Regions from separate parts of the Homo sapiens genome. Here region 1 is linked to region 2. The links are chromatin contacts, found by Hi-C or POLR2A ChIA-PET in ENCODE. All regions are on one chromosome and are shown on one strand. The core of a region is the stretch at or near the end of the contact, and the rest is flanking DNA. Distances in the headings are between cores, read along the strand shown.

Region 1 (5,367 bases), core at 1,299-3,798, 750 kb after region 2:
ACATGCGCGATCTACTCTAGTCAGAAGCATGACACCAACCCAACCACCCAGGCACAGTGGCAGTTCAGAAAAGTATTGCTCTGAGAGATCTGAGATCTAAGGTGGCCCCTGGCTGCTCCGCGTGTGATGTCGCCAGAGAGGACTCTCACTGGACGAGGCCCAGTGGTCTGAGGCTCTGTACAAAGCATGACGCCACATGTGATCATTCTCACACGCACACACAGCCTAATCATCCAAAACCTCCCTTTGGGCTTTGTCGTAAAAAACCCTCCATTTACCAGGAGGGATGCTGAGGCTTACAGGGATCAGATGTCCTGGACAAGTCATCCGTTTGGTAAGCTGCAGATGTGGCAAACCACGGATTCTAGCCACGCTCTTTCTACTGTGTCATCACAACACCAAAGTCTGAAAAGACACTTGTAAAAAAGAAAAAGCTTAAGGACATTTAATAATGTAGAAGTGTTCCGATATAGATAAACATCTTTCCAGAATCTCAGGTAAAGAACATCTTGGCTGAACTGACAACGAATCTTTTTGAGACACAACGTTTCTGTTCCCAAAATGATTACATCGACAACAGGTGCAGGAGGGTAGAACAAAGAAAGAACCGCGGAGATTACATTACAAAGATATATGTTTAAATGAGATTTGTAAACTTAATTTGTTTGCAACTCCGGGTGCAAAGAAGAGAATAATTATTTTTCTCTATACTGTAGTTAATTGAACTTAAGTACAACTGTGGAAAGTATATTTAAAAGTTAGACAGATTTTACAATTTTAAGTTTGATCAAGTGTTTTCCAGTTTGACTAATCATAACTGGGTTAACACACATAGCAAGTTTCCTTAAGGGCAAATGGAAAATGCTGGCATCTGAGCGGGGTGGTCAGAACGCACCCCACAGCCAGAGGCGCCTTCCCGGTAACACAGCACGCCTTCCTGTTAGTGTGTCGCCAGGACCAGGCTCTACCCGAATAAGAGATGGTCCCACGGTGCTTAAACAGGTGGTTACGCTGTTGTCTTTTTAAGTTTTTTGGCAGTAAAAAGGAAACTAAAATTAAAAGCTATATAACCCCATTTTTATAAATTCTAAACATTTTGATTTTTGGTTTACATTGCTTTCCTGCTTAGAAAATTTAGAGAACGAAATTGATTTAACTACATTTTCCAAGCCCCAAATTGAAATGCAGTTCTGAAATTGAAGTTCAATAATATTCCCCCAACTTTAGAAAACAGGAAGTCAGGTCATGCAACTTTCAACAGTGGATATATACAAAGTTCCACCTTTTCTTTCTGCTGGATCAATCTAAAGTCAGGAATTGACAACAATTTCCCTCTTACTCCTAGGTAATGATTTACCTGATATTAACCAAAATCGATTTTGAGAAAGTGTTCCCAATTATCTTGTGGTAAATCACAGTACTGCATCTATGAATATGCTCTAAGAAAAGCAAAATATTCATGGAAGCATAAAACAATATCACCTTTAAATAAAAATACTTTATTCATTCCTGATAGGTTATCAAAATGTACACTGTTAACCAAGTAAAAATGGTATGCTGAAATAGTTAACTAGGGCATATTTGAAGAATTTTGTTTACTTTTAAAAGAGGAAAAATCACTTCCAATCTTCCCTTCCACACATTCCTAACAAGCCTGCACTATACCTGCTTAAAACTGAAAATATAAACAATTACATGGGCCCCACTTCATTACAGAATGCATTTTCCTGTACTCTTAAAGGAAGCTATTACATTGAAGTTACCTTCCTTTGCCAAAAACTTTCAGACAAGTTTACTGCTCTTTATATTTTGTGTAACTTTGTAAATTATACAAGAAATATAGCACACAACTTGAATTAATCTAAAAACACATACACATAAACACAGGATAAAGTGCAACACAACAGAACATGTCTGCAACATTCACTTTCTCAAACCCCCACAGAAGGATTTTCGGAGTAAATGGAAATAATGTTGTTCTCAAGTGCATGAACACTAAATTCAACAGAATAGGTTATTTTTCCACACTGATATTTATATTGAAAATCCTATTTGCTTTGCTTCCCCTGTGGCTTCTGTCTCTCATTTTCAGTTAAAAGTTCCGAAGCTGTGATTCTTTTTAAACCTTAAGAAAATCCAACTCCACAGAGCTACACAAAGTGTTAGAAGGCAGCTTCCAATGATCTCTCGTCGGTAACAAGGAGAATTACAGTCATCTTAACAAAAGTGAGCCTTCCACTAACTTGGCAGCAAATGCTTTAAGGACCTTTGACACCAGCCACCAAACATTTCTATAGGCAAGTATCAACTATAAATGTCAGAAGTTTTTGGTTGCATGTTGTTTTGATGTTAAATTATTTAACTAAAAAATGCTTTTGTTCCTGAGATGAGCACAATAAAATTAAACGAGCTTCCTCTGAAGCTGCTGTCAGGACTCTGAGCTCCTGGTTCCACTCTCCTTATCTTCACACTGTCAGTTCCAAGCCATCAGTCATCCCCGTGGCGCCATTTCTGTGACTCGTCTTGCCGGACATCTGGCCTAATTTGGTTTCTCATGCCACCCAGCACGTTTGACGTTGCTTCTGTGGCAACAATCAGAGGTTTCACCACTGCCGGAGGAATCTGGCGCAGAACCTCGCCCACGGCACCAGTCACCCCTCTGCTCTCGTGTTCTCGAGCCGCAGTTTCATAAATGGTCTGAGCCGTGTCTGTGATTCCCTGCGTAGAGGAGGGAGGTAGGAGAGAGGAGGGCAGTGAACAAACTCTGGTCGGAAAACTCTCTAAGCTATCCTGCAGTACACACTTTTAAAGCAGGTAACATTATGTTTGTAACCAGACAAAAAAAAATGCCATGCTTTTAGATAAACCAGGATTATTATTTTTAATGACAGAATTCTAACTATAAGGGAAAGAGGCAATTATGACTTAGTATTTTGTTGTGACACTAGTGCGTGGAAAATGTAGGTAAACTAAAATTTCGCATTGGGAAGACAGAAATACGGGCTTTGCTGGTACTATTAATCACTCCAGTTAAATCAAACTTGGCAAACAAAGCTTCTTGAATATATTCACTAAAGAAATATGGTGATAGTTCCCTTTGATTCAACCTAATTCTACTAAGCTCTGGGAAATTACTTAATTTGTTTTAAATTACTGGCTATGTATTAGGAAAAAAATGGAAAATTCAATTAAGATAAAAAGCTCAATAGAACATTTTATTGGATTAGAGAATTCTGAGAACAAAAAGCAGGAACATGTTTAATAATTCTCAACAAAACTTTAGTAGCATTTTCCATCTTTCTCACAACATAATAAAATAATGATGATTGCTAAGCTTTCTTTTTCATTTATTCAGTCTCTATGCTAGTAATGACTTCTGAGCTTTGAAGCTGAATATACAAACATGTAGGTCAAACCAATGTGGTAAAACTTCACATGACTTCTGAATCTTTACCATTTATCTAACTCAGAAATCCCTAGGGAACTCAAAGCAACATTCCATTATTATTATTATATTATTATATTATTGTGACAGCTTCAGTGATGGGGACAGCATAAAGGAACTTTGAGTTCTCCAGGGAAATCAAGGACCTTGAACTAACCCAGAATCTAGCCATCATTTTGGCAAGTTAACAAGAGCGTCCTATCTACCCAGTATATCTGGCAAAAACGTAATACCACAGAGCAATAAAAAAGATGTCCAGAAGGCCGGGCGCGGTGGCTCACACCTGTAATCTCAGCACTTTAGGAGGCCGAGGCAGGCGGATCACGAGGTCAGGAGATCAAGACCATCCTGGCTAACACAGTGAAACCCCGTCTCTACTAAAAATACACAAAACTAGCCGGGCGTGGTGGCAGGCGCCTGTAGTCCCAGCTACTTGGGAGGCTGAGGCAGGAGAATGGCGTGAACCAGGAGGCAGAGCTTGCAGAGAGCCGAGATCATGCCACTGCACTCCAGCCTGGGCAACAGAGCGAGACTCCGTCTCAAAAAAAAAAAAAAAAAAAACGTGTCCAGAAAAACTCAAAGAAATAATAAGTACTACTTTAAAAACTATCTAGAGGATAACAGCCAATAAGAGAAACCATGAGCACAACAATGTTTACAACTTGTACATTTCCCTGCACCATCTCCCTCCCCTCTCCACCAGCTCTCCTCCCTATCCCACCTGCGATAAACAGGAGTAGATGAGTAGAGTACGAGGCCGACCACCACTACGTTTGCGGACAACAGAAGTAAATTCCAGTCTCAGCCCTATTATTTAGCTGTGTGACCTTAGATAAGTCATTTAAAGAGGGAACTAAAATGCTGCCTTCCTCCTACGGTGATTGTTAGAATTAAATAATTCATCTCAAGAGCTTGACAGAGTTTGGAAGACAGTAAGTGTTCAATAAATAATTCCTACTACCACCCTCGTAAGTGCCTGACTACCACCAAATAGAACTATGTAAGTAGGGGTTGACATACTTTTTATGTAAGGGCCACACAGAAGGTATTTGTGGGCCATGGTCTCTGTTATTTATTTTTTGTTTTGTTTTGTTTTACAATCCTTTAAAATTGTAAATACCATTATTAATAGCTCAAAGGCCCATACAAAAGAGGCATGGCTAGTCTACCCTGCAGCCTAGTCTGCCAACTTCTGATCTAAAAGATGAGCCTATCTATGACACACACAAGGCATTTTCTCTTCATCTTTGACTTACTGACATCTAAAATGGAAAAGAAATACCAAGCACCACTTAGGAACTTTTTTTTTTTTAACTTTAATAGAGAATCCAGAGCAAGTCCAAACAAGCACATCCTACCATCTCAATCCACACTTACTAATCTCACCCTCCCTTCCCTCATTCTTCCTAGTGACAGCTTAGAGAAAGAGAACTAAACTTTAAACCCAAATACCCAGTTCCAATCCTGGCTCCACTCCCTTTTCTCTGTGGTACTTGGGGAAGGCCACTGTCTGGCAGAACCCGTTTCCTCATCTGTAAATTAGAAATATCGCCTATCTCTAATGGTGATTACCATATATTTGGCACAAAGTAAGCACACATTTATTTTAAAATTAATATAGATTAAATTAGGCAACCACTTCACAAGTTGTTAAATCAAACTGCTATTACATCTTACTGCCCACTGCCCTTACTAACCCCAGTGTCTGTTTCACAGATCTAATTTTAGCCTATTGATAGCTGGCTCAATCCTGACATCTGTAGGAGCAAATCTGACTGGTAATTATCTCTTTATTCTCCCCAGTAAATCTTTTTTTCAAAGCTGACCATTGGTCTTACCTTTATTTATCCACTAATACATTTCTTGGGGCCCTACCTTCGTGGACTTCCTGCCGTTTGGGACCACAGAGGCTACTTTTCTCA
Region 2 (4,947 bases), core at 2,448-4,947:
CACTGACATGTGGAGTGCTCAGATAAAGCATCACCTTCAGTTCAATAATCTGAACTCTAGTTCTTCATTTGGGGCTGATAAACGGAAGAAGCTATCTCAGATATGTGGAGGTTTACACGATGAATTCAATGGCGAATTTGTTTTTGGAGAAGTGGATAGAAAACAGGAGTTCTACCAAATATAGTAAAGCCTTATCTATAAATAAACACAAGGAAGAAAAACATTTTTAGGATGCCTGAGTCAGCATGTTTACACGGCATGATTATTTAGTTTGGGGTTTAACCAATCCTGTGACTCAAATCCCAGGATTCTCAGAAGTTCCTGAGTACTTCCCACCCTCACCTCTTCACTAATGTTCACGAGGCAGGAAGCCATCACATGCTAAGACAGGCCATTTACTCAAAACACCCAAAACATCTGGTCATAGATGCAGACTGATGACAACTGTTTATTTAAGATGTATATTTTGTCATGTTTTCATCATAGGACTAAAGAGGAATCTCAAAACCAAAATGCCAAACTTTATGCAAAAGTCTGATACTTTGGACGAAGTATTTTGAATACTGTTTTCTTTGCTTCTTAAGATCACTGATGTTTGGTGCTAAGTATTTCACTATATTTTGGGTTGTTTTATTAAAAATTTAAATTTAGATGTATTGTTTCAATTTCTTTGGTTCAGATACATGATCTGTTTCCTGCCCTTGCTCATGCTATCAAAATAGCTCCTTGAAAGAGCACCAACATGCTTTTCCATATCCTTAGCATTTCACACACTGTATGTTCTTATCATATTCTACAAAAACACGGCAACTTCACTATGATTTAGCAAAACACAGGCTTTGTACTCTTCCTTCTCAAGGATTACTCTTAATCTTTAATGGCAGCTGCATTCTCAACTTAATACAACGTTCAACAAATAAAAAAGACAACTGCTTCTGAGCCCAATATTATACATTAGGTAAGGAACACGATACTCCTCATTACTGTTCTGTCTCAGGATATAAGTTTGCAAATTCTTCTCCTGATCTCAGTCAACATAAAAGCAGAATTACAGTTTAGAGTGGGCAATGAGAAAGGTGGAATCAAAATAGACACAGGGAAGGCCATAAAGAGTTCGCAAGCATAAATGCCTGATAGCAAAAACGATCACAGAAGATTCCAAAACCACAATCCTGCACAAAGGCCATCTCAATCTTACACAAAAAATACTTCTGCAATGCCTGCCGAGCACCTGCCTGTCCAACCTGGGACTGGTGTCACCTTTGTTACTGATCCTTGTAGTCAAAAATAATTATCTCAAAACAATTATGTAACCCTCCTCATTTTTCCTTTAAAGACCTTTGTCTTCCTCTATCTCCCAGGATACACACAGTTAACTATCGCATGCATTTTCTCATTGCAGTGCTCTATTCCTGAATAAATGCCATTTTCTTTTAGAGAGCCTCTCTCTGTTCGTTATTTAAGTTGACAGCAACAAACAGTTTAGGTTTTTGGCAACAAATCACCAATATTTACTTAAAAACAAACAAAACACTTACAACACAGGTAGGAACAACAGGTTATTTTGGAAAGAGTTTAATATATTCTCTATTGTTAAGTGCACCAGATGCTGGACTTCTGAAACAACAATTATGCTTCTGCATAATAGCTTTTTCTACATATTTCTGTTCATGTTGCTTGTTCCTCTGATTTACCTGGAATCAATGAATCTGAAAAACAAAAAGATTCTTTAAGCACCTGGTAAATTTCAGGTCCCACATTAGAAAATGAGCAATCATCAATAATATTGATGGGGGTGAAAATATGACATTGAGACTTTCGGGTAATGTGCCGAGTTTACTTTCATAGTTTACTAGGCTCAGGTTTCATGCCGAAGGATTATTTGAAAGACTCACTCACTGACATGATTTTCTGATTTTAAATTCGAACACTCTCAAAGCATAAACAGATCACCTCCAGCAACATTGTAAAAAAATACTCAAAGTTTAAAAAAAAAAAAGTAACTTGTGGCAGTACTTAGTGTTCAACAGAAAACACTCCATCTGCTAAACAATATCTCGACTGCAAAGCTTCTCTTACTGTTGGCGGATAGATAATGACATAGCCCAGTCATTATCACCGTGGCAACAGTGACCAGAAACTATCAGAGGAAAATTGCACATGGAACAGCTGGCTCTCGAGCAGGCATGCCTCAGCTTCCTCTGGAGTATGCTTTTTCTGCAAGTCTGGTGTGCTCGAGGGTACCACCAACCCTGTGCGGCTCCAAGACTACAGATTATGTAGCAAGTCCACTGGTCCTGCTCTTCCGGATTTATTCTTCCCGCCAATAGGAGCACTTACCACGTTCCAAGCATCGTCCTAGGCACTGAGGATACAGCAGTGAATAAAACTGAGTGCTGGGTAGGAAGTCAATAACCAAGCTAGTAAATAACTGTATATTGTCAAGCACTGGTAAGTACAAGGGAGAGCAGAGCAAGCAATGGGCCTGATGAGGCTTGCTTTGTCTCCTCTGCACTCCCACACTGCTTTGTATCTGCTTCTCATTTCTCACGATGGGTCCAAGCTTTGGGCACCAGGTCTCCCTGGACATTCCGCGCTGGCACTGCGCCTAGCACCCAGCGGCTGCTCAGGAAACGTTTGTCGAACGAACGAATTCACTTCTTAGTTCCCCATTCAACAAACCTTTCCTGATCCTAGGCCCAACAGGTTAAAAGGCTGGAGGGCCAACGAGGCTGGAAACTCAGAGGCGGCCGGGGGCGGTGGCTCACGCCTGTAATCCCAGCACTTTAAGAGGCCGAGGCAGGAGGATCCCTTGAAGCCAGGAGTTCGAGACCAGCCTGGGCAAAAAAGTGAGACATCGACCCCCCGCCCCCGCCGCCAATTCCGTCTCTACAAAAAGGAAGAAAAAAAAAAAAAACCCAGAGGAAATCACACAGGCAAAAGCGCTTTACAAATTTTAAAAATGAAAACTGTTCTAGAGAAATAATCGCGCGCCGGAGGCGGAAGCCCCAGAGCCTCAGCTCCCACGTGGCGGCGGAGCCAGGGAAAGTCCAGGAGCCAAGGCTACGGCCCGAGCGCTGGAACCCCGGTCAGGCTCCGGCTCCCCGCCACGACGAACTGCATGCGGCCGCGGCGCTCCGGAGGCGCCCGGGGACGCTCACCTAAGCTGGGAGAGGCGGATACCCGCCCGGCCTAGCCCCGCTACCTCCCAAGAGACCAACACGACAAGCGCGCGCCCACCGCATTGCCATGGCAATTCAACCGCCGCTGACACCGGAACCGGAAACTTCATCAGGAGGTGACCCCTTCCCGGCGTTCCGCGGAACGGGCGAGTCCCGCGCCTCTCCCAGTTGTCTCGGCGTAGTCCAGCTGGCCTCATTGGCTCACAGGAGGAAAGTCGTCTTCCCTCTTGTTTTGCCTCTCGTTGCCCTGCAAGCGTGACCCTGATGGACATCCAGTCTCTCCAATTAACTAACAAAGCGGTTGCCGACGACCAATAGTAAGGCAGTAGGATGAGGCTCCGGCATAAGGCCCACCTCCTACCTGCCGGGCGGGACGAGCAACATGATTGGTGGAATCGAGTAATTACTGATCAGTATTGTCCAATCACGGAGGGCAGTTTAGAGCCGGCCCAATGAGGGCCTCCAGGGGGCGGGTCGGACTGCCGCGGGCCGGGGAGCGCTCTGGGTGGCCAGCTGTGGGCCCGGGCCGTCGTGGGCTCCGGCTTGCGTGCGGAGATGAGCGGGTCCCTCGGCCGAGCTGCGGCGGCTCTGCTCCGCTGGGGGCGCGGCGCGGGCGGCGGTGGCCTTTGGGGTCCGGGCGTGCGGGCGGCGGGCTCGGGCGCGGGCGGCGGCGGCTCGGCGGAGCAGTTGGACGCGCTGGTGAAGAAGGACAAGGTGGTGGTCTTCCTCAAGGGGACGCCGGAGCAGCCCCAGTGCGGCTTCAGCAACGCCGTGGTGCAGATCCTGCGGCTGCACGGCGTCCGCGATTACGCGGCCTACAACGTGCTGGACGACCCGGAGCTCCGACAAGGTCAGGCCAGTGTGCCGGGCAGGCGCCCTCCGCCCCGGGCCCAGGAGCATCGCTGCACGAGGCCGAGGGGTTCCGCCGCGCCGGGCTGGGGAGCGGGGCTCCATCCGCCGGGGTCTGTCTGAAGGTTCGAGCCGGGTTAGGGCGAGGAGTACTGCCCTGGAGTAGAGTCTGGGCTGAGGGTGTAGTTGATTTCACTGGGTCTTGAGGATCTGGGGCTCTGTACTGTTGCCAACTTGAGCAGTAGGTAAAGTCCTAAAGGTTCACTTATCCTCACTTCGAGCTAATATAGGCGTTTCGGGGCGATTTGTCAATGACTGACTCGGAGGAGGGTGGCCCGCTGCCTGACTGCTCTGCACGGTTAGGAAACTCATAGTAAGGACCCACTGTGAGATAGGTACTTTCGCGGACACTTTGGGGAGGTTGGAAGCCATTGGCCTACTCGTGGGTAAGGTCTAGGGCTGTCGATGGTGGGGAGAGGGCTGAGGTTGCCCTTGAGGCTAGTGAGGTCGGAGGCTGATCTCGCTTGGCTCACGGCTCAGGGTGTCAAGCATCATCCTCTGTGGTTGCTACAAGCAAAGGGTTGGGACAGCTGTCGGCTGACCTTAGTCGGGATCTATGTTGTCGGGGAAGAGTCATGACATTTGGCTTTAGATACTCAAGCACAGGGCTGAATTTATGTGGGCCAGGGCTTGGAGAGGTTTGTGGGGAAAAGAAGCAGCCCTGGCTCCTGGGCCCTGGGCTAACTCACTGGCTCAGCCTTGGAGCCCAGGGGGCCAGGGCACCAGGGACCAGATGGATTAGGCCGGGAGAGGGAAGGCTGCAGCTAATAAGCATCTTTTCCAAGTACTCCACGTGCATTCGCCAGTCTTATCTGAGTAGGGGAGGAGGAAGAGGCCAGGCACAAGGGCCTGCTCC

Evidence for each region. Hi-C counts contacts between places; a loop is a spot of excess contacts on that map. ChIA-PET counts read pairs that join two places held with the same protein, here RNA polymerase II (POLR2A). Pooled maps may share reads with other maps.
Region 1: a map of sigmoid colon shows a loop between it and region 2 (3-fold over the local background). The contact joins the enhancer-like site here to the promoter of GLRX5 in region 2. A Hi-C loop is called at or near these places in 2 of 168 maps with a recorded cell type or tissue (endothelial cell of hepatic sinusoid and sigmoid colon) and 2 of 50 pooled maps. POLR2A ChIA-PET finds 5 or more read pairs at or near these places in 1 of 52 experiments (naive thymus-derived CD4-positive, alpha-beta T cell).

What each region holds. Positions count from the first base shown.
Region 1 is chr14:96,283,268-96,288,634 of GRCh38, forward strand. It overlaps ATG2B (autophagy related 2B), which reads right to left. Exons shown (of 42, transcript NM_018036.7): 42 at 1-2,718. The coding sequence ends at 2,488. Among named protein-coding and RNA genes, the nearest start is that of BDKRB1-AS1, 17 kb to the left of the region's middle. RefSeq lists an enhancer at 3,128-3,297. Within about 2 kb of position 2,549, at least 4 of the 41 ENCODE cell types and tissues checked have a DNase peak (open chromatin) inside an H3K27ac peak, as active enhancers do.
Region 2 is chr14:95,531,353-95,536,299 of GRCh38, forward strand. GLRX5 (glutaredoxin 5) reads left to right here and starts at 3,698. Exons shown (of 2, transcript NM_016417.3): 1 at 3,698-4,032. The coding sequence starts at 3,738. SNHG10 (small nucleolar RNA host gene 10) reads right to left here and starts at 3,520. Exons shown (of 1, transcript NR_003138.3): 1 at 1,560-3,520. It also overlaps SCARNA13. RefSeq lists enhancers at 2,128-2,917, 2,918-3,707, 2,971-3,430 and silencers at 3,571-3,860, 4,071-4,130.